Regions from separate parts of the Homo sapiens genome. Here region 2 is linked to region 1. Evidence: read pairs that join two places in POLR2A ChIA-PET (ENCODE). Cell type or tissue: CD4-positive, alpha-beta T cell. All regions are shown on one strand. Links, peaks and the distances in the headings refer to the core of each region. The heading gives the core; the rest is flanking DNA.

Region 1 (11,203 bases), core at 2,340-10,339:
GCCCTAGTGGTGGAAGAGCTATGAGGGGAAGTGAAAGAAGTACTCAGGGGCAATAACAAGGGCAATATTGACATGTGGTTCCACTACCACTGGGTGCAGTCATACTCCAGGTCCACCTGCCCAAGAGCAGGCCCAGGTCACCCTGATTCCATTTTGAATTGTATTGAAATTCCTCAAGTACCCACTGACTGGATGTGGCAGACATCAGTTGCTTTCTCCTGCCCAGCCTCCCTCCTATTCATAACACTGACTTTTCATAATGGAAGATCTCCTACCCCATTCTCACCCTCTGTCCAAGTGCCTCTGTGGGTCTGACTTGTGGGTGGGGCCACATGACCAGATCTCACCAGTGACAGCCTTCTGCAGGACTTAGGCTGGAACCATGGGGAAAAAGACTGGTTCCCCCTCAGAGATGGCGGGTCCCAGCAGGCCCCATGAGGAGAACCTGCAGAGCACAGCCCAATCCCAACTGAACTAGGAATGGGGAATGAGGGGCTGCTGGCTTCCCACAGGGCTCATGATGTCTGTCACACTGCTTTCTCAAGAGTTTCATTAGAAAACTAACAGTCCTGTTAACATACTACCTTTTCAGCCCTCCCACTCCCACCACCAAGCTAGGTGAAGAAGCTGCGAACAGTAGTCACCATATTCAATAGTATTATAGCTGTGAAACGGCCAGAAAACAAAACCAATGCCAAAGAAAACAGAGCTGACGGAGGGCGGGAGGGAGACGGGTTCCTGATGACATGGTTTAAGGACCTGAATCCTGCTGTACCTGAAGCCATGCTATCTCAGAACATCCTAGTGACAACAAACTTCCTTTTTTCATAAACCAGTTTGTGTTAGGTTTCTGTCACTTGCAACTGAAAGAGACCTAACGGATGTGCAGATTGCTGTTTTGCCTTTTTTTCTTTGTTTTCTTTCTTTCTTTTTATTGATTGTTAATTTATTTCCCTGCTGAAATCTATGTGTGGAAAATTTACAAAACAACCTTAAAGAAAAAATAATTCCACCACCAAGAAGTGACATTTTGGTGAACTTCATTCGTGACTTTTTTTTTCTTGATCATTAGATTATACTGTAGACACAATTCTGTATCAACTTTTTTTCTCTTGACATTTTAAAACAGGCTCTTCTCTACATTATTCAAAACTACTTGTAGTTCTGGAGGGAAGGGCACATGCTTCACATTAACAGTTAACAGAGGGCTACTGGACCAGACAAGGGGTTGAGCGGGGGTCTCACTGTATTCCTCACATAGTATTTTTGTCTAGCGTGAAGGTCATGCAGTGGGCCTGGAATGCTTTTATAAATTTAAAAACAATTTTGAAAATTTCTCGTAAACATTGTGATATCTACCAAGTGGTTATACTGTAAGTGACTTGCCTGCTTCCTGATGATCGAGCATTTGGCTTGTCTCTAATTTTTTACTCTTATCAATCAATAATGTCAGGCCAGGCACAGTGGCTCACACCTGTAATCCCAGCTACTCTGGAGGCTGAGGGGGGAGGATGGCTGAGCCCAAGAGGTCAAGGCTACAGTGGGCCCAGATCATGCCACTGCACTCCAGCCTGGCAACAGAGCCAGACCCTATCTCAATAAAATAATAATAATAATAATAATAATAATAATAATAATGCTGTTATGGACACCTTCAGGTCTAGTGCCTCCCTCAGCAGTTCTTTTTTTTTTTTTTTTTTTTTGAGACGGAGTCTACTCTGTCTCCCAGGCTGAAGTGCAGTGGCCCAATCTCGGTTCACTGCAACCTCCACCTCCCAGATTCAAGCGATTCTCCTGCCTCAGCCTCCAGAGTAGCTGAGATTACAGGCGCGCGCCATGCCCAGCTAATGTTTGTATTTTTAGTAGAGATGGGGTTTCACCATGTTGGCCAGGCTGGTCTTGAACTCCTGACCTCAAGTGATCTGCCCGCTTCAGCCTCCCAAAGTGCTGGGATTACAGGCGTGAGCCACCTTGCCCGGCCTTTCCTCAGCAGATTTCCTGGCAGTGGAACTTCTAGGTCAAAAGTATGTGCGCATATTTTTTGGATCTTGATATACAGGATCAAAATGTTTTCCAGAAAGGTTTATGCCAGTTTCCACGTTTTACTGTCCCCCCACCTAGAAATGCCAGTTACCTCCTCAGCCAAGGGCATGCCTGTCTCCCGTGCTGGGCTGACACTGACACGGAGCGCTGTCAGCACAGGGCCCAGGCTGCCTGCAGCCATAGGAGGATGAGGCCCATGTGGGGTTCCAAGAGCCAGACTGTGGAACAAATTCTCAAAGGAATCCTTCTCCATCATCTGCTTAGTTCAGCAAACATTTCCCGAGCCCTGGTGAGGGTCCTTGTGCAAGATCAGCTTTTACTGGACACTAATGTCCTTCAATATATTAATAGCGCTCTGTGAAAAAATCCAGGTCAAATAAATTGAGAGCGAACTGCATGCTAAACTTTCCTCTCGGAAACTCAGTACCCTTTGTATATTAGAATTCCCTGGGCACTGCCCAGTGCCCAGTGAGTTCTACAGAAAGAGAACCTTTCTCTTTTGTTTTTTTGTTTTGTTTTGTTTTAAGACAGAGTTTTGCTTTATCACCCAGGCCAGAATGCAGTGGTGCAGTGGTTCACTGCAGCTTCGACCTGCCAAGCTCAAGCTATCCTCCCACCTCAGCTTTCCATGTAGCTGGGACTATAGGTGCGTGCACCACCACTCCTGACTAATTTTTAATTTTTTGTAGAGACAGGGTTTCACTGTGTTTTCCAGGCTGGGGCTGGTCTCAAACTCTATATCTCAAGTGATCCTCCCACCTCAGCCTCCCAAAGTGCTGGGATTACAGGCACGAGCCACAATGTCCTGCCAGAAAACCCTTTTAGCATTGCTTAACCTAGCGTTTCTCCAGATGGGATGGAGTCACCTCCCCTTTCTCAGGTACACCTTGGGGCAGAGAGACAACTGGGAGGTTCCAGGCTGCATGAAGACGGGATCTCACACCTTATCCAGAAGCCTCCCAGGGCCATCGAGTCACTTCAATGAGTGTGTCTGCCTGTAAGGCCCGATGGGAGCACTGGGAGGTCAGCGGGCCAGAGATCACTGTGGGCTGGAGAAGAGGGGATTAGAAGCTTCACACAGAGGACGCCAGGTGGGCAGCTCAGATGACTCGAGCCATCCCCCCACCTGGCTGGAATGGTTCAGGCAGGACTCAGATCCTGCTGAGAGACTGACCATGAGATCACAGCCTCTTCTGAGGCTGACTCACCTCTCTGTATTCCTCCCAATCTGGAAACCACACCAGAAAAGGCATCCCCACACCTCTGTCCCCCACCAGCAAGCTGTCTTTGTTCATGGAGGCCTAGTTGGCCCTGGAGACTGAAGCCTGAAGCCCTGCATTCTCCCTGTTTATTAGTTGGGAGTCTTTCAGTTACGGATGACAGAAAACCCATCCTGAACTAGCCTAAACCGGGAGGAAATTTACTGGCTTGTGTAACTGAATACTCCGCGTGGCTGGACTGAAGCACTCAAGCAATGTCATCAGAATTGAGGTTCCTCTGCCTCTTGGCTCAGTTCTGCTTCTCACTGAGTAGTCTGCAGCCTCATCTTCTCAGCCTCTTAAGTTCAAATCCCTGAGGGACAAAACCAAATGTTTCTTCCCTTTCCGGCAACCCCCGCAAAAAAAAAAAAAAAAAAAAAAAAAATCCCAGAACTCCTTCTGATTGGATGACTTAGGTCATGTGCCAACTGTGAACCAACCAATGCAGCCAGGGCACCTCAGGCCACTGATTGGCCAGGACCAAGTCACATGTTCTGCCTTGGGGCTTGTCTGAGTGTGGGAGGGGGGAAGTTCAGAAGGAAAGCTATGGCCTGGTGGCTCACGCCTGTAATCCCAGCTACTCGGGAGGCTGAAGCAGGTGAATGGCTTGAACCCCGGAGGCGGAGGTTGCAGTGAGCCGAGATCACGCCACTGCCCTCCAGCCCGGGCGACAGAGCTAGACTCTGTCTAAAAGAAAAAAAAGCTGGACATTGCTTCAGGGCATTACTGCCAAGAAAAGGGTGAAGGAATGGCTGCTGGTGGCAAAAACAATAGATGTCCCCTGGGACCTTATGGAATCCACCAGCAGCTCCTTTCAGTAAGGGATCTGCTCCCTGCCCAGAGTCTCACAGTGGGGTCCCCACATGGGTGCATGTAAAATGAGGTTGCTTCAAGTGACCACCTGGTACTTCTTGTTGCTGTGGGTGACAGCCTTGACAGAGAGCCCATGGAGGCATACCATCGATCCTTGGCTATGCTCAGGACTTCATGGAATCCACATCAGTCACTGGCTGCTAGGCCTTCTCTGCAAACAATGCATGTGTCATTCACCCAGTATATAAATAGGGTCAGTGTGCCGGACGGCCTTAAAATGTTTCAGCCATGTTTCCTAATCTGTGCTTCCTCCACCTCTCTGAGCTCAGGCCAGACCCATGAGCGTAGGCTGAGGTATCCCGAGAGGAACAGCTCAGAGCACAGCTCTGCCCCATTCCCTGGCTGGTTCTGCCCATGCCTCCATGGGCCTGGGGTACAGGGAGGACAAGCAGCGACACAGCAAAACTGAGCACACTTGCATCAAGGAGATGGGCTGCTGAGCAGACAGGTTGGGCATAGCGGGGGGCCAGGCCTGTGAGGCCCAGCCAGACTGAAGCAGGCCCCAAATAACACGGGGCCCAGGGATTCCACCCTCATGAAGCAGCTCCCACCAGGAGGGGACCACGCAGCAGCCAGCGCCCTGAGGCAGGCAGGGCTGGCCTGTATCTAGGACACAGGCATCCAACCCGCAGGCTTGGTAGAGGCAGGGTAGGCAGCAGGGCCCTGGAGGGACTGAGATCTGGGAGGAGTTAGGAAGGGCCAGAGGCTGAGGATCCTGACCCCAGGGCTTGTGATAGCAGTAGAGGAGAAGCAGTACTGATTCCTGGGGCTGTGTAGCCAACAGCCAAGATAAAGCCAGGAAGTAGAGCTGGGAGCCCCTGACTCCCCGCCCCCCATTCTAGTGACTGAGTCATTCTAGTCATTCTAGTGAACACCCCCCATTCAAACTCTCCTAGTTTGTACTCAGGGCAGCAGTCCCAGTGAGGGTGTGTGGAGTCCAGTGAAGGAGTGTGGAGTCCAGTGAGGGAGCGTGGAGTCCAGTGAGGGTCTGTAGAGTCCAGTGAGAATGTGTGGAGTCCACTGAGGATGTGTGGAGTCCAGTGAAGATGTGTGGAGTCCAGTGAGTAAGGGTGCGTGGAGTCCAGTGAGGGTGCGTGGAGTCCAGTGAGTGAGGGTGCGTGGAGTCCAGTGAGTGAGGGAGCAGGGAGTCCAGTGAGAGAGTGTGGAGTCTGCTGAGGCAGTATGGAGTCCAGTGAGTGAGGGTGCATGGAGTCCAGTGAGGGTGCATGGAGTCCAGTGAGGGTGCATGGAGTCCAGTGAGGGTGCGTGGAGTCCAGTGAGGGTGTGTGTGGCCACAGGGAAGCCCAAGACCGTGGAAGAGTGGACCCCTGCTTCCAGCTTTGGTTCCACGTAAAGGACTCAGTCCTTGGGAGAGGGCATCAGTTGCCCAGAAGGAAGGTCTGGGAAATGACCACTGACTGTCACATCTGACTGGGGTTCCAGCAACAGAGAGGGAGAAAGGTCTTGTTGCGGGAGTCAGGTGGAGGGTGACTGGCGTTGCCTACCTTGGGACCAGGGCCCACTGAAGGGTCTTTCCTGGACAGAATTCAGCGGCACGCTTTACAGTTCCTCTGTGTCCACCAGGGGGCGCCCATTCCTTGATAATCTTTTAACCTGGGCTCCAGTGGGAGGTCATTCGGGGACTTTGGGAGTGGTATCAAGGTGACTCTGGGCCCTGAGGTATATCCTCAGGCAGTGGTTAATTGTGTGCTAGGCTCAGGACTAGGGGTAAGTGTGTTCTGCTAGAACCAGCAAATGCTGTTCCAGGCCAAACCTTTGGTGGGATGAGGCAGCTCAGACAGCAGAGGCAGTAAGCTCTGCTGATATGGGTGTCTCAGGGGGACCCTAGCAAGGCAGCCCTGGGCCCTGGCTCATGCCTCATCCTATTGTTCCCATTTTGCAGAGGAGGGGATTGAAGCCCACAAGGTTCAGTTACTTGCCTCATGCTAACATGCCTGCCGTGTCTGTGTGCGGACCAGGGCACAGCTTCTCCCCTTTCAGGGGCCTTGCGGTAGTGGTCCCGAGCAGGACTGCAGCCTGAGGGAGCTGGGTTAGATCTGCTCTCAGCTCCAAGCGCTACCTGCCCTGTGTGGCCTTCCTTCACGGCCTTCGCCTGCACTCCTGCCTTAGAGACACCCTCCTGGGCGCCGAGCTTGGGAACACTGCAGTACTGAGTCGCCTTGGGCGGCAGAACAGAGAGGAGCCAGCGTTTTGGCTCCAGACCCTCCCTTTCTTCCCTGGATGAGCCAGGATGCAGATACCCAGGCTGTGCAGGGGGTGTGGGGTAGATACAGGTCAGAGGGTCCCTCCTACCAAGGCCTCAACCTGCCCCCGATCCTGGTGGCAGCTGCCTGGGGACATGCTGAACAAGCGGCCTGAGCAGCCCCATGAGAGTGACTAAGCTCCAGCCAGAGAAGGGAAAGGTCCCCCCAGAACTCTGGTGCCTGGTGTGAAACACAAAGGTCGGGGGGGCATGGAATGGGGTGGACACGGTGTCAAGGGGCAGGTAGAGGGAACTGGTCTCTCTTGCTCTCTTCAATGCACACATTTCCCTCCTTCCCAGCATCTCCCCTTAACCCAGGCCAGGCCTCTGCAGACACTTCAGTCTGCTCCTGGGAGTTTTCCTGCAGATACCACTGGATGGCTTCCTCAGGTCCTACCTGGGCAACAGGCCCACTAGCAGTGCCTATACCGGCCCCTGCCCCTGCAGCTCTCATTGGAGGATCCCAGAAGGTTCTAGGTGAGCTCTAATCCTTACCTCCACCTCTGAGGGCACGAGCTGGTGGCACTTCCTCCAGTTGGCTATCCTGACCCACTGCTCACAGCCCGTGTATGAATATCCAAACGGCACAGTAACTTCTCCAACTGTGTTCAAGGGGCAGGGTGGGCCTGCCCAACTAACCTAAGGGACCTGGAGACCAAAGGTTGGATGACTGCCAGGCTGCACCAGTGCCAAACCAAAACCCCGGCATTCTAAGAGGCCGGGGGGTACCACGTGCCACCAGCAGGGGGAGCCACGTCATGGAGCTAAACCTGTGAGGCCTGCAGAGGCAGCCACCACTTGGACGCTCATCCTGGGAGGCTTGGCAAGTTCCCTCTTGGCCTATACCACCAGCACCCTGCGCTCCACATAATGGCAGTCCCGTGTGGCCCGTTTCCAGTGTCTAGGACTGCAAACCCCCACCCCCAGGGCACCAGGGTCCCCATGTGGCACCCAGTGATGAAGTCCTCCTCCCCAGTTAAGGCTTCTTGGGGCAATCACTGACTGCCCCAGTGAGCAGCCCCCCCAGCCAACTGCAGCTCAGTCCCTGCCCACCCACCAGACTCTGCTGCCCATCACAGGACACATCCAACTGCCTCCCAAAATGTCAACCCACTGTCCCCAGGATCCTCCCCCTCCTATCCTTGTGCCCTGGAAGGTCTGAAGAAACTGAAACAGAAAAACCAGGCTTGAGACAGCTTTGTTAGAACAACTCAGCAAAATAAAATTCCTGTTTATTGTTGGACAACATTGTTTCACACATACATCAAACAGGCCAAAAAAAATAAACAGCAACTTCATAGACAAAAAAGGAAAAAAAAAGAAACCTTTTATCTTTGGCCTTTTTAACCATCTCATACAAACCAACTACTTATAGTACAGCTAAGTACATACACAAAAAAGTTACTGGAATGCTCGGAATAAGATTGTTTTTCTGTTGTCATTTTTGCTTTTTTTACAAGGTTTTTTTTCTCCTTTGAGATTATAATGAACATGGTCACACCACAAGTAAAGTCAGAAGTAGGACAGAGAACGCTCCGAAGGCTGGTTTGGTCATCCGAGATCATTAAAAATGGCTGACCCTAACAATATGTACAAAAATATAAAATGTAAATAAAAAATACAAACAAATTTCCTTTTTAAAGTACTTTTAAGAAAAAAAGCAGGGCCTTGGAAGTTTTGGTTCTTTTTTCCTCCCCTGTTGCAAATTCTCATGGTTTGGGTTGGGTGGTGGAGAGCGCGTGTCATCTGCGGGTGGCACTGCCCACGGTGGGCGGGCGGGCCTCTCTACTCGAAGGTGACCACGTTTAGATTCTGAGACGGGAAGTGGAGGGTGAATAGGTCACGGCGGCCTTTTTTTTTTTAGTTTAACTTTTCCTTTTTTGCTGTCTAGTCATCCTCGTCGGTCTTCTGCTTCTTGGTATCGACATCGTCATCCTAAGCAGAGAAAGACTGTCAAAGGCCCCTCCAACCCCAGGAGCCCTATCCAGCCCACTGCCTCAGCTCCTGCTGGCAGAGCAAGAACCAGGGACCCCCAGCTCCACAGCCCAAGGCCTCTGGGAAGTTGAGCCCAGCCCTGTTTCCTTCCTGTTCTTAAGATTCAGGACCACACAGTGGCCACCTACAAAGTCAGAAACAGTCCCTCCGCAGCTTGAGCACCTCAGCTAAAGGCAGGTGGGGAGACCCAGATGCCAAACCCCCCTTCTTCTCAAGCCAGAACCCACCTCATCATCTTCAGCTGCCCGCTTGCCCGTAGCTGACTCAGCTTCCTCATCTTCATCTCCATCCTCTTCCTCACCTGGAGAGAATCAAAGGCCAGGTAAACCACACTTCCCTCCTACTGTGGCTCCTGGGGAAATCCCGAGGAACATGTAGTGGACTGCAAGGTCCCTGCCCTGCCTCTACTGCCTGCAACTGGGCCCAATCAGGGCACCCACGCCCACTACACAGGTGGGACTCTCCAGAGGAGAGAGGCCCAAGCAGCTGCACCCCAAAAGGCCAGCCCAATAGATCAGTGGCTTTCAGAGCTGCACGAAAGAAACTTTCAGGTGTGCGAGTGAGTGTGAGTGGGCATGGGCACAACTCCATGTCAGGGAGACCTTCCCTGACTCTACAGGTGGGTGCCCAGGGCCATGTGGTCCACTGGCCCCAAGTACCATTGTCCCACTCCCAGGAGCCCCAATTCCTTCCTTCCCCTTCTGCCAGACAAGGCCAGGAAAAAGTACCTGAAAAGGGGAAGATAGACAAGGCTACTCACCATCACCTTCTTCTTCCTCCTCCTCTTCCTCCCCACCTTCTTCCTCTTCTTCGTCTACCTCATTGTCAGCCTCCTGCTCCCCATTTTCCTCATTCTCCTCGACAGAAAACAGGCCATGTCATTACCAGCTGGCCCCAGGCTGGACAGAGCGTTGCTCCTGATGCCCGGCCTCCCACCAGAGGCTGGCGGCTGCATCTACAGCCCAGCCAAGCCAAGCCCACCCCAGAGACCCTTCTCCAGTCAACACCCTCCAGGCTCCATCATGAAACCTGCACATTAACTGCCCCAGGACAAGGGCTTTTCCCCACCCTGGGCCAAGCCCAAACTCAGACTACCGGAGTCTCCTCTGAACCTATTCTTGTTCAGGCGCTGCTCGAAAGGTTTTTATAAATATTTAACTAGCAATAATCGCGCCTCGGGTAAAGCTCATTGGCTACGATACTGCCACTGTGCAAAGCTATACATATACACATACACACACATATATAGGTATGTTTAAAGTAGAACAGGAAAAATTTTGTGGGGCGGTAGCTGCCAGGGCTCAGGAGCAAAGCAGACACTCACAGCATTCCCGTTAGCAGGGGCGTCTCTTCCATTTTCTGCCTCTTCCACAACTTCCTTCTTCTCCTTTAAGTCCTTCAAAAGGGAAGAAGGAACCAGTAACCAGTAAGTCTTCTGAGCAACCCAGGGTAAGCAAAGGCGCTGAGAACTACTGGTCTGTACGGCTGTTCTGTCCGTCCCAAATTAAGAGTCGCATGTTGAGAAAGGCCTGATGCCCCTGCGGTCCCTCTCCCACTGGTCTGGTGGAAGGAAGGCCGGCGGGGGGCATCTGTGATCAAGGTTTCCCATCCTTTAAGGCCCGCTACAGCGGCCCCGGTGGCGGTTCCCACTGCCCCCTGGCGCTTCCCAGGAAAAAGGAGCCATGTGGCGCCACAGCCCCCAGCCCGTCCGGCCGGGTGGACGAGCCCCGGACACTCACGCCCATCAGCCTGCTTCCAAGTGCAAAGAGCCCGCCCCTCGAGCCGTCTAGAAAGGCGGCAGGTTATGTTCCAAAAATAAATAAGGCAAAGAGAGAGGGGCCTGCGCTCGGGGAGAGCCCCACAGGCGCGCCAGCCTGGAAGGCCCGCGAGGCCGCACCGCCCCGGCCAGGACAGGTATCTAAAAAAGCCAAAGCACACCGACCCCCCAAATCCGACCGCTGTTCCTAGAGGCCGCAAACCGCTGCTTGGCGGTGCCCCAGGCCGGGGCCTGCCGCCGGAGCCACCAACTCCCGGCCTCCCCGCGGCGGCTAGGGATCCCGACAGCACCTCGGGGGTGGGACTCCGCCCGGGATCCAAAAGGCAGCGCGGCCCCGGGCGCCCGGTAACTTTTTCCACACGACACGGCCACCAATACCAACAGAGGTCCGGCGTCCGGGCCTGCGGGAACCCCTCGGCCGCTGTCCGGCGAGCGGCTCCGGGCCACCTGTCGGCCCTCTCAGTCCGGCCCGCCCCGCTCCGCTCCGCGGACCCCGGCTCCGCCCGCTCTCGCCCCCTGGCGGCCGAAGCCCCGGGGAGCAGTGGGGGCAGGGAGGTCGCGGCGCGCAGGCGCGCATCCCCCGCCCGGCGGGCTTTGCGCGCGGGCCTCGGCACGCACCGCGCGCAGGGAGCACGTGGCCCGGGGCCGCCGAGTGCGTCCCTTGCCTTGGAGACTCCCGGCCGGCAGGCAGAGCTTGCAGTGGCACGCGCGCGGGTCGCGCGTCGGTCGGCCGGGCTCTCGACTCGACGCCCCACTGCCGCCACCCCGGCAGGCCCGAATGTCTGCATTCGGCGGGCCAAGTCCCACGGGAGGTCGCCCCAAAGTCCACCGGGCTGCGTAGGTCCGAGACTGTCGGGGATGCGCCTCTCGGGCTACTACTCATCGCCCTCGCGGGAAGTCACCTTTTGGTGCTTCGGAGAAAATCGAACAGCCAGGCCCCGCACTGGGGACGGTGTTCTCACCCCACAAACTCATTCCCGGACTGAGTCCAGA
Region 2 (11,203 bases), core at 1,215-9,214, 52 kb after region 1:
TGGTGGCACGTGCCTGTAATCCCAGCTACTTGGGAGGCTGAGGCAGGAGAATTGCTTGAACCTGGGAAGCGGAGGTTGCAGTGAGCCGAGATTGCACCGTTGCACTCCAGCCTGGGCAACAAGAGGGAAACTCTGTCTCAAAAAAAAAAAACAAACAACAACAAAAACAAAAATTAGCCAGGTGTGTCTCAAAAAACAAAACAAAACAAAAAAAATTCTCCAGGTATGGTGGCAGGTGCTTATAATCCCAGCTACTTGGGAAGCTGAGGCAGGACAATCGCTTGAACCCAGGAGGCAGAGGTTGCAGTGAGCCGAGATTGCTCCATTGCACTTCAGCCTGAGCGACAGAGTGAGACTCTGTCTCAAGAAAAAAAAAAAAAGCCATAAAACAACAATAAAATACATATCCCATGGGGAACACGCCCTGTCAGCCATTCAAATCTGCTTTAAAGGCTGTCACCTTGGAGAAATGACACTGGCCTGAGAAGCTAGGGCAGTTCGGGGGTCTGAGTAGACATCCCAGGGGATCAGGCCTGGGGTGTGCTAACCAGACTCTGGACAGCTGGGGTGCCCCCTGAGGTCAATGTCCTACACCCCGAGAGCAAGTGCAGGGACCATGCAGCCTTGCGTTGCTGTGGGAGGCAGCTATGCTGGGTCTGCCCAGTTTCTTTTTCTTTTCTCTTTCTTTCTTTTTTTTTTGAGATAGGGTCTTATTTTGTTGCCCAGGCTGGAGTGTAGTGGCGTGATCTCGGCTCTCTCCAGCCTTGAACTTCTAGGCTCAGGTGATTCTCCTGCCTCAGCATCCAGAGTAGCTGGGACCACAGGCGTGCACCGTCACACCTGGCTAATTTTTTTCTGTAGAGACGGGGTCTCACTGTGCTGGCCAGGTTGGTCTCAAACTCCTGGGCTCAAGCAATCTGCCCCCCTCGGCCTCCCAAAGTGCTGAGATTACAGGTGGGAGCCCTGGCGTTGTTGGCTGTTTTGCTTTCAGCGCTCACGGAGGGCTAGCACCTGCGGCAGGCTTGGGAACAGAGGGAGCCGCATTTCCAGAGACACAGCTCCTCCACTTCCCACCCCGGGCCGTCCCTCCCATGAGTCACCCTGTTATCCCCCCACAGCCAAATATAGCTCCCAAAGCCTGCCGGAAACAAAGGGAGTAGCGCCGTGCCTGGTGCTGAGTGGGGGGCGGTGCGGGAGGCGCACCCTGAGGCTAGGGGCCTGCCAGCCCACCCTTCACCCCTTCCTGTCCCGGGGCTGGGGTCTCTGCTGTACCTCTAATCTCACAGTTTCTCTTGCAAACACGGGGAATTTGGGGAAACATCCCGTACAGAAGCAGTGACCACTTCCTCCTAGGGGATTGTGGGCCACTCCAGGGGACAAAGAGCCAGGTGGGGGTCCGTTCCTCCACAAGATGAGGCCAAGATCCTGTTGGGCAGGGGCTCTGCTTCTGCGATCACCCAGGGTGTGTCCGGCCCTGGCCCTCCCCAGCAGCCTCTAGGGTGTCGCCCGGGCACTCAGAGCCACCACATAAGGAAATGTTTGTGCCTCGGGGGCTGGGCAGTGGCTCACACACGTCCTCCCTCCCTCTCTCCCCGCCCAGCCTGCCTCCCAGATGGCCTGGGCTGGGGCAGTTGGACCCAGGAGGAACCGCCCTGAGGCCAGGGGTGGGGAATCGGCCCAGCCTACAATTCACCTCAGGCCTCAGCTGAGGACAAGGCAGGGAGAGGGCCGGATGCCGGGCGTATGGGCCACACTTGGTGGTCCTCCTGCTGCGCCGCCTCAGGGGACTCCCTGCCTGGCTTTGCCTGTGCTGGCCGGAAATCATCTCCCCTTACTCCCCAGCAATGCAAGCTGCATGTGCAGCAGGAGGGAGGGTAGGACACATCGGAAACCACCGGGCTCGGCGATTGGGCTTTGAGATCTTGGAGCTACCACACCCAAGAGACTAGGAGCTGAGGGTGGCCGGGAGGAATCTACTCCCTGAAGAGCGCCCACCCACCCAGCCCAGTGTTTCCCCTGGGAGCCCAGGGCAGCCTTACTTCTCGGGGTTGTAACTAGGCCTCCTGACTACCCCCAGCCACCACTTACATGGGAAACATTTTATAACCTGCTTTCTGGCGGGCAAGGCCAGGCTCCCGTGGGCTGCCTTCCTTCTGAAGTTTTCCATTCAATTATTTACACGAGCCCACAGACCTCTGCAGGAAGTCGGCAGGCACAGGGTAGCATTTATTCTTCTGCTGTCTCATTTGTGGAGGGACCTCCCTTCTCTTGAATGTGGCTCCTTTGGAGGTCAGAGACTGAGGACGGTGGCATCATCTAGATCCCCGTTGTTTATTCTTGAGGCCAGAGCATTGCCCACCAGGTGTTTCCCAGGCACGGACCCCTTGCCCAGCGTGGCATTCAGAGGGGGCAGCTCCGGCCGCCTGCTCAGGAGTGGGGTGGGATGGGGAGCTGCCTCTGGAGCCTTGTGCTGAAGGAGAGGACCGTTGACGGAGAAGGACATCACCCAAGTCCTGGGGCCTTTGGGGAAAGTAGGAAACCTGCCTGTCCTACAGGAGAAGAGACCACCTCACCAACTTTGAAGGATGCAGGCCTTGTTTAGAGCAGATCTCAGAATTGGTGCCCTGCGGGCTCCAGGCCTTGGCCCTGCTGGTGGATGAAAGTGGCACAACCTGCCCTGAGGCCTGAGTGTCACGGGAACAACAGCTAGACGGCTAGACACTGGCCCCCTCACCCCACCTCCCAGGGTGGCACGGCTGTCCAGATATGGTGCTGAGGGAGGTCAGTGGGATAGCCCCACCATGGCCTCCCCCGCAGACTGCCCTGCACTGAGGACTGTCCCCATCCCCTTCTGAGGAGGGTCCCAACTGGTGTCCCAGAGTGCAGTCAACTCCCCGTTACTCCCAGAAGCAGGGGCTGGGGGCAATTCCCAGGCCTGGGAAAGAGGAAGGCAGTGCCTGGCAGGGCCACTCTCTTGGTGGGGAGAAGGGCCTGCCGCCATCCAATCCCCAGCTTCTCTGTTTTAATTCAAGATGCACGGGGCTGGGTGGGGAGGGTGAAGGCAGGTCCAGGTTCAGTGGAAAGAAGCTGTTTGTCTGCTTCTGGACCCTCATGTCCTGGGACTTGGGCCTGTATGTTCCTTAGAGGCAGGAACTGCTCCACAGCTCTATCTCTAGTCCAGACAGAGGCTTAACAGACCATGTGCTCAGAAAGTATCTTTTGGGTGACAGAAAAAAAGCCTTCATTTCCGTTTCAGATAAAACAGATCTGGTCTAGGCTGGGCGCGGTGGAACACGCCTGTAATCCTAGCACTTTGGGAGGCTGAAGCGGGAATATCATCTGAGGTCAGGAGTTTGAGACCAGCCTGGCCAAGAAAACCCCGTCTCTACTAAAAAGACAAAAAACTAGGCAGGCGTGGTAGCATGTGCCTGTAATCCCGAAATTGCACCTCTGCACTCCAGCCTGGGCAATAAAGCAAGACTCTCTCTCAAAACAAAAAAGTGTCTTCTGGGTGACTGAAAAAAAACCTTCATTTCAGATTAAAAAAAAAAAAATCTGGCCTAGGACGGGTGCATTGGCTAGTGCCTGTAATCCCAGCACTTTGGGAGGCTGAGGCGGGTGGTTCACTTGAGGCCAGGAGTTCGAGACCAGCCTGGCCAACATAGTGAAACCCCATTTCTACTAAAAATACAAAAATTAGCCAGGTGTGGTGATACATGCCTATAATCCCAGTTGCTCAGGAGGCTGAGGCATGAGAATCGCTTGAACCCAGGTGGTGGAGGTTGCAGTAAGCTGAGATCATATTACCTGCACTCCAGCCTGGGCAAGAGAACAAGACTCTGTCTCCAAAAAAAGGAAAAAGAAAAAAGATCTGGCCTACAGCAAAAAGGCTGTCCTGCAAAGTGTGCGAAGTGGCCCCTGCTCCCTGAGACATGTTCCAATGAGCTGGGGACAGACACATTGGGGACCTCGTGGAGAGGGATTCTCAAGGCAAACGCAGACACCTCCAGGGAGAGGTTTTCCGTGAGCATGACTGGAGAGTACCCGTAACCATAAACAGAGGACGGGCCGGGCGCGGTGGCTCACATCTGTAATCCCAAGCACTCTGGAAGGCCGAGGCGGGTGGATCACCTGAGGTCAGGAGTGCCTGAACCCAGCAGACAGAGGTTGCAGTGAGCCTACACGGTGCCAACTGCACTCCAGCCTGGGCGACAGAGACTCCGTCTCAAAAAAGAAAAAAAAAAAATCAGAGGGGACTAGGCTGCTGAGGGAGAGACAAGGAGGGCCTCACCAGGGGACCTCGGCAGTCACTCCAGCTCTGATGCTTGCCATCCCGCGTGTCTGGGACAGGTCCTCTGTGCCGTGGCGTCTCCCTCCATTTCCACCACCAGAGGTACTGTTCTTATGCAGACAACCTGCCCAGGCCTTTCATGGCAGTGCAGGGCTGGAGCCTGCAGTCCGAGTCCCTCTCCCGGAAAGAGGCCTGTGCTCCATACAGAAGCCACGAGGAGCAGTAGCCCGCGAAGGTGTCAACAGTGGGCACACGGGCTCTACCCCCAGGCCCCAGCTGCTTCTCCCCACTGCTCCCTAGGGAGGCCAGTCCATGCGAGCTCTCACTTCAGACGCCTGCCCAAGTCTTCTGCCCCCCGAGCCTCACCAACAGGTCCCTTCCCCACACACTCCTCTCCATGACCTGCCTCCTCTGCTTCCACCCACCATCCTCTCAAATGAGACTGAATGCCTCCCCAAACAGTCCTGGGCCCATTACCCTATTCCCTCTACCCCATGCCCTGGTCTCGGCTCACGGCTTCCTCCAGGCCGCTTCCCCTGTCATTGACAAGCCAAGCGCCTCCTTCACAGTGGTCTCAGGTTGTCCTAACTGCCTATTTCTAGGCGTTTCTCCCACTGGCTTCATGCTCTGCGTCACTATCACCGTGTGCGCCCAAGTGCAAAGTTGGGTCCAGGGCAGGAGCCAAAAAATCAGTGAAGAAAGAACGAAGGAAAGATTAAAAATTGCTTGGGGTGGTCGGCAGATTATGCTTTGCATGTAAACTGGGCAAGTGCAAATGAATCCAAAACAGGCCGGAAACAAGATCGTGTTCGCGGGCCACAGACAGCGGAGGCGGGGCTAGCACTCGAGGGTCCACGTACATCCCCGGGCCGCGCAAACAGCGGCTTCTGTGAACCACTACATTCCTGAATGCACGTGTCCGTGCACACCCGGACCTGTGCAAACACAAATGCGGACATTCTCGGGTCCAAGTACATCCTCGAGGTCGTGCACATACGAAAACATGGAAACCCGCGGGTTCGTGCATGCCAGAGTTTTGGTGTGCGTGCTAGGGAGTGTAAGCAAGGGTATGCGCACACTTCCGAGGTTGTGCACATACAGAAAGGCGCACGCCCCAGGGTTCTGCACACAGAAGGACGTGCACACCCCCGAGGTCAGCCGGCAGACCCTTCTTGAGGAGGTAGAGGCGCCTAATTCCCCCCATATTTGGGCAACGCTGCAAGCTCTAGGCGCCATCTTCGCTCCGCGGGCAGCGGAAGGACCTGCAGACAGCGAAGCCCTGGCGCTTGGGCATTTGTTGTGCCGGCTTCCGGGCGTCCATCACGCGGAAGCCGCGCCCCAGACGCGGGAGACGCGGCGGAGCACGAAATGGCGGGCGAGGGGCGGAGCGAAGGCGGCCCGGGGCGGAGCGGCCGAGAGCCTCGCCCACTCTTGACTCCAGGCTTGGCGCACCGCCTGAACCCTTGCGCAGGCGCACAGCACGGCGCGCGTTCCCGCGTTCCTTCCGACGCGCGCTAGAACACAAAGGGCTGGAGGGAAAGCACGGAGCGCTGCAAACTTGCGGAGCGGCTCGTGGTGTGGAGCGGCCTGGAGCGGACTCTCAAGGGCCGGAGCCGGGCTCGCCGGCACTGCGCTCGGGCGCAGGGTGGGGCGCGACACGGCACTGGTTCCCTTGCCCTCTCTCTCCGGCCGTGGCCGCCTCGCGGGCCGGGGTGGGCGCCCAGGGCGCAGGCGCCGGTGCGCGGGTGGGACCAGGAGCCTCCATTTTCCCTCGCACGCGCTAATGGCGCAGCTGGGCCCTCTTCCTCTGGCGGGGGTGAAAATTCCCCTCCGGGGAAGCCCGAGGCGCTCGCTCCCCAAACTCTTTCGTCGGTGCGCGTGCTTAAAGCGGGCGGATGAAGCGTTCTTGAAAGTGCCTACACCTTTTGAGATGTGATTCTGAGTTGTTCATAGAAAAAGAAAAGACATACCCTTCCGCAAATTCATCCCCATAGTTTGCAACTTTCTACTTCAAATTGGGGTTATGGATTTGGGGGAGGCAAAAATAAGTTTAAAAATTTCCATTAAAGAGATGTTCCTGTAAAACAATGATCAAGAAAATGTTTAAAAGCAAACCTTAGCCATAAAACTAATACAAGTTCTTGGTAGAAGTTTGTTTTTGAGACGGAGTTTCGCTGTCGTTGCCCAGGCTGGAGTTCAGTGGCGCGATCTCAGCTCACTGCAACTTCCGCCTCCCGCTTTCAAGCAATTCTGCGTCAGTCTCCCTATGAGCTGGGACTACAGGCGCCCACCACCACGCCCAGTTAATTTTTGTATTTTTAGTAGAGAAGGGGTTTCACCATGTTGGCCAGGATGGTCTCGATATATTGACCTCGTGATCTGCCCGCCTCAGCCTCCAAAAGTGCTGAGATTACAGGTGTGAGCCACCGCGCCCGGCCAGTAGAAATTTTTGAAAGAAAGAATGGTAGTGTTCACCTTCCGTTTGCAGTATGCCAGGCCCTGTTTTAAGTGCATTAACTTTCATAACCAGGTCCACGTGGAAGAACTGACACACAGAGATAAGTACAGAAGTACTTAAAGGACGCGAAAGGACGAATAGTCTTTTCCACCTTCCAGTACAGCCACTGTCTGATTCAGTGGCATGGTTCCTGCCAGCGCTCTTCCGTGCATTAGGAAGTTTGGTTCATGGTTTACATACATACTGGAGCAGTTTTTGCTTCTCTGGCAGAGCTGTGGTTGGGCAAATAGAAAAAAACTCAGCAGGCTCAGAGGAGCCGGTCAACTGCCAGTTTCTCACGGTCTCTGGGGAGAGCTAGGTCCCGGCCAGTTGAGAGACCACGTTCAAAGGTTAGAATGTTAGTTATCTGGTGACTTGGGATCCAGAATGCACATAACTCTTGTGATCAGGTCATGGGGTTGGAAGGAAAAGTATCCGTATTCCTCCCTCCCTTTATTTTTTCCTACAGGGTCTCAGTAGTCAGTAGCACATTCGCAGGTCACAATTACCTTTCAAGTTTCCGCAGCTCATTTGAGGATTATGAGGAACGGCATTTTTGCAGGTCAGAATGGGGTCAAAGTAGAAGGCAGAGGGCAGGGATCATTCGTCATTGATACCTGAAGCAGCTGAGATTTTAAGGTTATTAGCCTTGCCCAAATTCATAAACTAATAGCGGAGCAGAGATCCTTCATCCAAGTTGAGGTGTCTGACTTGCAACCTCAGTTTCCAAGTCCTTAAGGTCTATATGATCTTTTAATTGTGTCCATCCTTATTTCTCTTTTTAAAACTTTAACAAGGTGGCCGGGTGCAGTGGCTCACGACTGTTATCCCAATACTTTGGGAGACCGAGATGGGTGGATCACTTGAGGTCAAGAGTTCGAGACCACTCTGGCCAACATGGTGAAACCCCATCTCTACTAAAAAAATACAAAAAATTAGTGGGCATGGTGGTGCGCCGCCTGTAATCCCAGCTACTCTCAGGAGAGGCTGAGGCAGGAGAATGGCTTGAACGTGGGAGGCGGAGGTTGCAGTGAGCCAAGATCGCACCACTGCATTCCAGTCTGGGCGACAGAGTGAGACTCCATCTCAACAAACAAACAAAAAACTTTAACAAGGCAGAGTGGTATGTTGGCTCTATGCCTGTAATCCCAGTACTTTGGGAGGCCAAGGCAGGTGGATCACTTGAGGCCAGGAGTTCAGACCAGCCTGGAAAACATGACAAAACCCCATCTCTACTAAAAATACAAAAATTTGCCTGGTGTGGTGGCGTGTGCCTGTAATCCCAGCTACTCAGGAGGCTGAGGCAGGAGAATCACTTGAATCTGGAGATTGCACCAGTGCACCCCATCCTGGGTAACAGAGTGAGACCTTGTCTCAAAAACAAAAAAACAAAAAAACTTTAACAAGGTGGGGACTCCAACACTCAGCAATACTGATAAGTGGTAGGTCCTTGTCTTGCTTGGTGAGAGACTCAATCTTAACAGGTCCCTGACTCCTATTAATAAGACTTCATGAGGCCGGGCGCAGTGGCTCACACCCAGCACTTTGGGAGGCTGAGGTGGGTGGATCACCTGAGATCAGAAGTTTGAGACCAGCCTGGCCAACACAGTGAAACCCCGTCTCCACCAAAAATACAAAAAATTAGCTAGGCGTGGTGGCGGGCGCCTATAATCCCAGTACTCGGGAGGCTGAGGCAGGAGAATTGCTTGAACCCAGGAGGCGGAGGTTGCAGTGAGCTGAGATCCCACCATTGCACTCCAGGCTGGCGATAGAGCGAGACTCCGTCTCAAAAAAAAAAAAAAGAAAAAGAAAAATGTATAATTCAGCCGTTTTCACTGTATTTATAAAGCTGAAAAACCATCATCACTAATTCCAGAACATTTTCATTACCCCAAAGCAAAACCCGTATTCATTAGTAGTCACTCTTCATCTGCCCGCCTCCCTCCCAGCTCTTGGCAACCACTAATCTCCTTTTGTCTCTATGGAGTTTTCTATTCTGGACATTTCATATACATGGAATCATTCAATATGTGGTCTTTGTGTCTGGCGTCTTTCACTTAGCGTAATTTTTAAAGTTCATCCATGTTGTAGCATGTATCATTCCTTTTTATAGCTGACTAATATTCCACTGTATGGATATGCTTCAAAAGACTCTAGAGAGGAGGTATTTCTATGTGTGATGTGAATGAGTGATTTGGTGTCTGGCCTTGGTGTGAGAAGCAGTGTGCTCTGTATGGCATTGGAGTTGGACTGCCTAAGCTCTCCCCCTTGCTGGCTGTGTGACCTGAGCAAATCACTTTCGTTTCTTTTCTTTTTTTTTTTTTTTGAGATGGAGTCTCGCTCTGTTGCCCAGGCTGAAGTGCAGTGGTGCAATCTCAGCTCACTGCAAGCTCTGCCTCCCCAGTTCACACCATTCTCCTGCCTCAGCCTCCCAAGTAGCTGGGACTACAGGCGCTCTCCACCACGCCTGGCTAATTTTTGTATTTTTTAGTAGAGATGGAGTTTCACTTTGTTAGCCAGGATAGTCTCAATCTCCTGACCTGGTGATCTGCCTGCCTCGGCCTCCCAAAGAGCTGGGATAAAAGTGGAGTGTAGTGGCTCACTGCAGCATCAACCTCCCGGGCTCAAGTGATCTTCTGAGTAGCTGGGACTACGCACCACCATGCCCGGTGAGTTTTTTTATTTTTTGTAGATACTGGTTTTCACCATGTTGCCCAAGCTGGTCTTGAACTCCTGAGCTCAAGTGATCTGCCCGCCCCGTCCTCCCAAAGTGCTGGGATTACAGGCGTGAGCCACTGTGCCTGGCACATTTTAAAAATGTATGTAAATTTTCAACATACAAAAAAGTAGAAGAGTATGATTCCCCATGTACCTTCAGCATTTATTCCCTCTTTTTTTTTTTTTGAGACGGAGTCTCTGTCCCCCAGGCTGGAGTGCAATGGTGTGATCCCGGCTCACTGCAACCTCCGCCTCCCAGGTTCAAGCGATTCTCCTGCCTCAGCCTCCTGAGTAGCTGGGATTGTAGGTGCCTGCCACCATGCCAGGCTAATTTTTGGATTTTTAGTAGAGACGGGATTTCACTATGTTGGCCAGGCTGGTCTCAAACTCCTGACCTCACGTGATCTGCCCGCCTCGGCCTCCCAAAGTGCTGGGATTACTGGTGTGAGCCACCGCGCCCAGCCTTTATTCCCATTTTTCAATTCTTGACAGACGGCTTTTGTCCCACAGCCATATAGGGGAGGCACACCCAATAGGTAGAAACCATCTTGCAAGGACCTGGGGAAACTGGTTTTGTGGGCAGGTTGAGAAATGTGGGCTTGACGAGGCAGCAGAGGCACTCACTGAGGGCTCTTTGCCCCTTTCTTCCACTGAGATCACATACTCTGGGGACTTTGCACCTGTAGCATGATGATGTCCCCAGACCCTGCCCATCTTGCCTGTAGTGACAGCAGTATCCATCAGGAGCAAGCCAAGGGGTGGGCCAGCCCATACTACAGCACCAGGTGCTGTCTGGTAACCACTTTTTATTATTTATTTATTTTATATACAAGGTCTTGCTCTGTCCCCCAGGCTGGAGCACAGTGGTCCAATCACAGGACTCCTGGGCTCAAGCGATCCTCCGGCCTCAGACTCCTGAGTAGCTAGGACTACAGGTGTGTGCTATCATGCCTGGCTAGTTTAGTTTAGTTTTGTTTTTTTGATAGAGGCAGGGTCTCAGTACGTTGCCCAGGCTGGTCTCAAACTTCTGGGCTCAAGCAGTGTTCCTGCCTTGGCTTCCCAAAGTGTTGAGAGCCACCACGCCCGGCTAACCTTTTTTATTTTTAATACTTTTTTAAAGAGCAATGATAGTACATGCTAAACAGATTTTTTGTTTGTTTGTTTGAGACAGAGTCTGGCTCTGTCACCCAGGCTGGAGTGCGGTGGCACAATCTCAGCTCACTGCAACCTCTGCCTCCCGGGTTCAAGCGATTCTTCTGCCTCAGCCTTCCCTAGTAGCAGGGATTACAGGTGTGCGCCATGCCCGGCTAATTTTTGCCTTTTTTTTTTTTTTTTTTTTTGAGTTGGAATCTTGCTCTGTCCCCAGGCTGGAGTGCAGTGGTGCGATCTCGGCTCACTGCAACCTCCGCCTCCCGGGTTCAAGCAATTCTTCTGCCTCAGTCTCCCGAGTAGCTGGGACTACAGGCGCGTGTCACCACGCCCAGCTAATTTTTGTATTATTAGTAGAGATGGGGTTTCACCATATTGGTCAGGCTGGTCTTGAACTCCTGACCTCGTGATCCGCCCACCTTGGCCTCCCAAAGTGCTGGGATTACAGATGTGAGCCACCGCGTCCGGCCAATTTTTGTATTTTTACTAGAGATGTGGTTTCACCATGTTGGCCAGGCTTGTCTCAAACTCCTGGCCTCAAGTGATCT

Evidence for each region. Peaks named below come from ENCODE experiments on the same cell type or tissue, not always from the same donor. Only the 100,000 strongest peaks of a DNase experiment are listed, where the experiment ranks them.
Region 2: POLR2A ChIA-PET joins it to region 1 with 19 read pairs; 32 of 35 experiments call an interaction of 5 or more read pairs at or near these places.

The regions. Positions count from the first base shown.
Region 1 is chr2:231,709,974-231,721,176 of GRCh38, reverse strand. PTMA (prothymosin alpha) reads right to left here. Exons shown (of 5, transcript NM_002823.5): 2 at 9,758-9,829; 3 at 9,194-9,287; 4 at 8,661-8,734; 5 at 7,626-8,373. The coding sequence ends at 8,326. It overlaps MIR1244-1 (microRNA 1244-1), which reads right to left and starts at 7,863; the gene lies at 7,779-7,863. It also overlaps the pseudogene LOC124906134. RefSeq lists enhancers at 4,824-5,118, 5,646-5,885, 5,447-5,976, 5,977-6,506, 6,516-6,675 and 3 more and silencers at 6,164-6,458, 10,024-10,073, 10,374-10,463, 10,504-10,913. In CD4-positive, alpha-beta T cell, for the core only: CTCF peaks have their summits at 5,746 (motif pointing right), 6,989 and 7,188 (motif pointing right); DNase peaks (open chromatin) are centred at 3,766, 5,776, 7,186, 8,766 and 5 weaker places; H3K4me3 peaks cover 1,881 bases; H3K27ac peaks cover 3,467 bases.
Region 2 is chr2:231,656,947-231,668,149 of GRCh38, reverse strand. No RefSeq gene overlaps it. Among named protein-coding and RNA genes, the nearest start is that of PTMA, 46 kb to the left of the region's middle. RefSeq lists silencers at 1,014-1,073, 5,946-6,145 and enhancers at 958-1,252, 1,304-1,523, 1,169-1,704, 1,854-1,913, 1,052-2,259 and 2 more. In CD4-positive, alpha-beta T cell, for the core only: no CTCF peak of the experiment used is centred there; DNase peaks (open chromatin) are centred at 1,579, 4,542, 5,729 and 6,109; H3K4me3 peaks cover 1,571 bases; H3K27ac peaks cover 1,040 bases.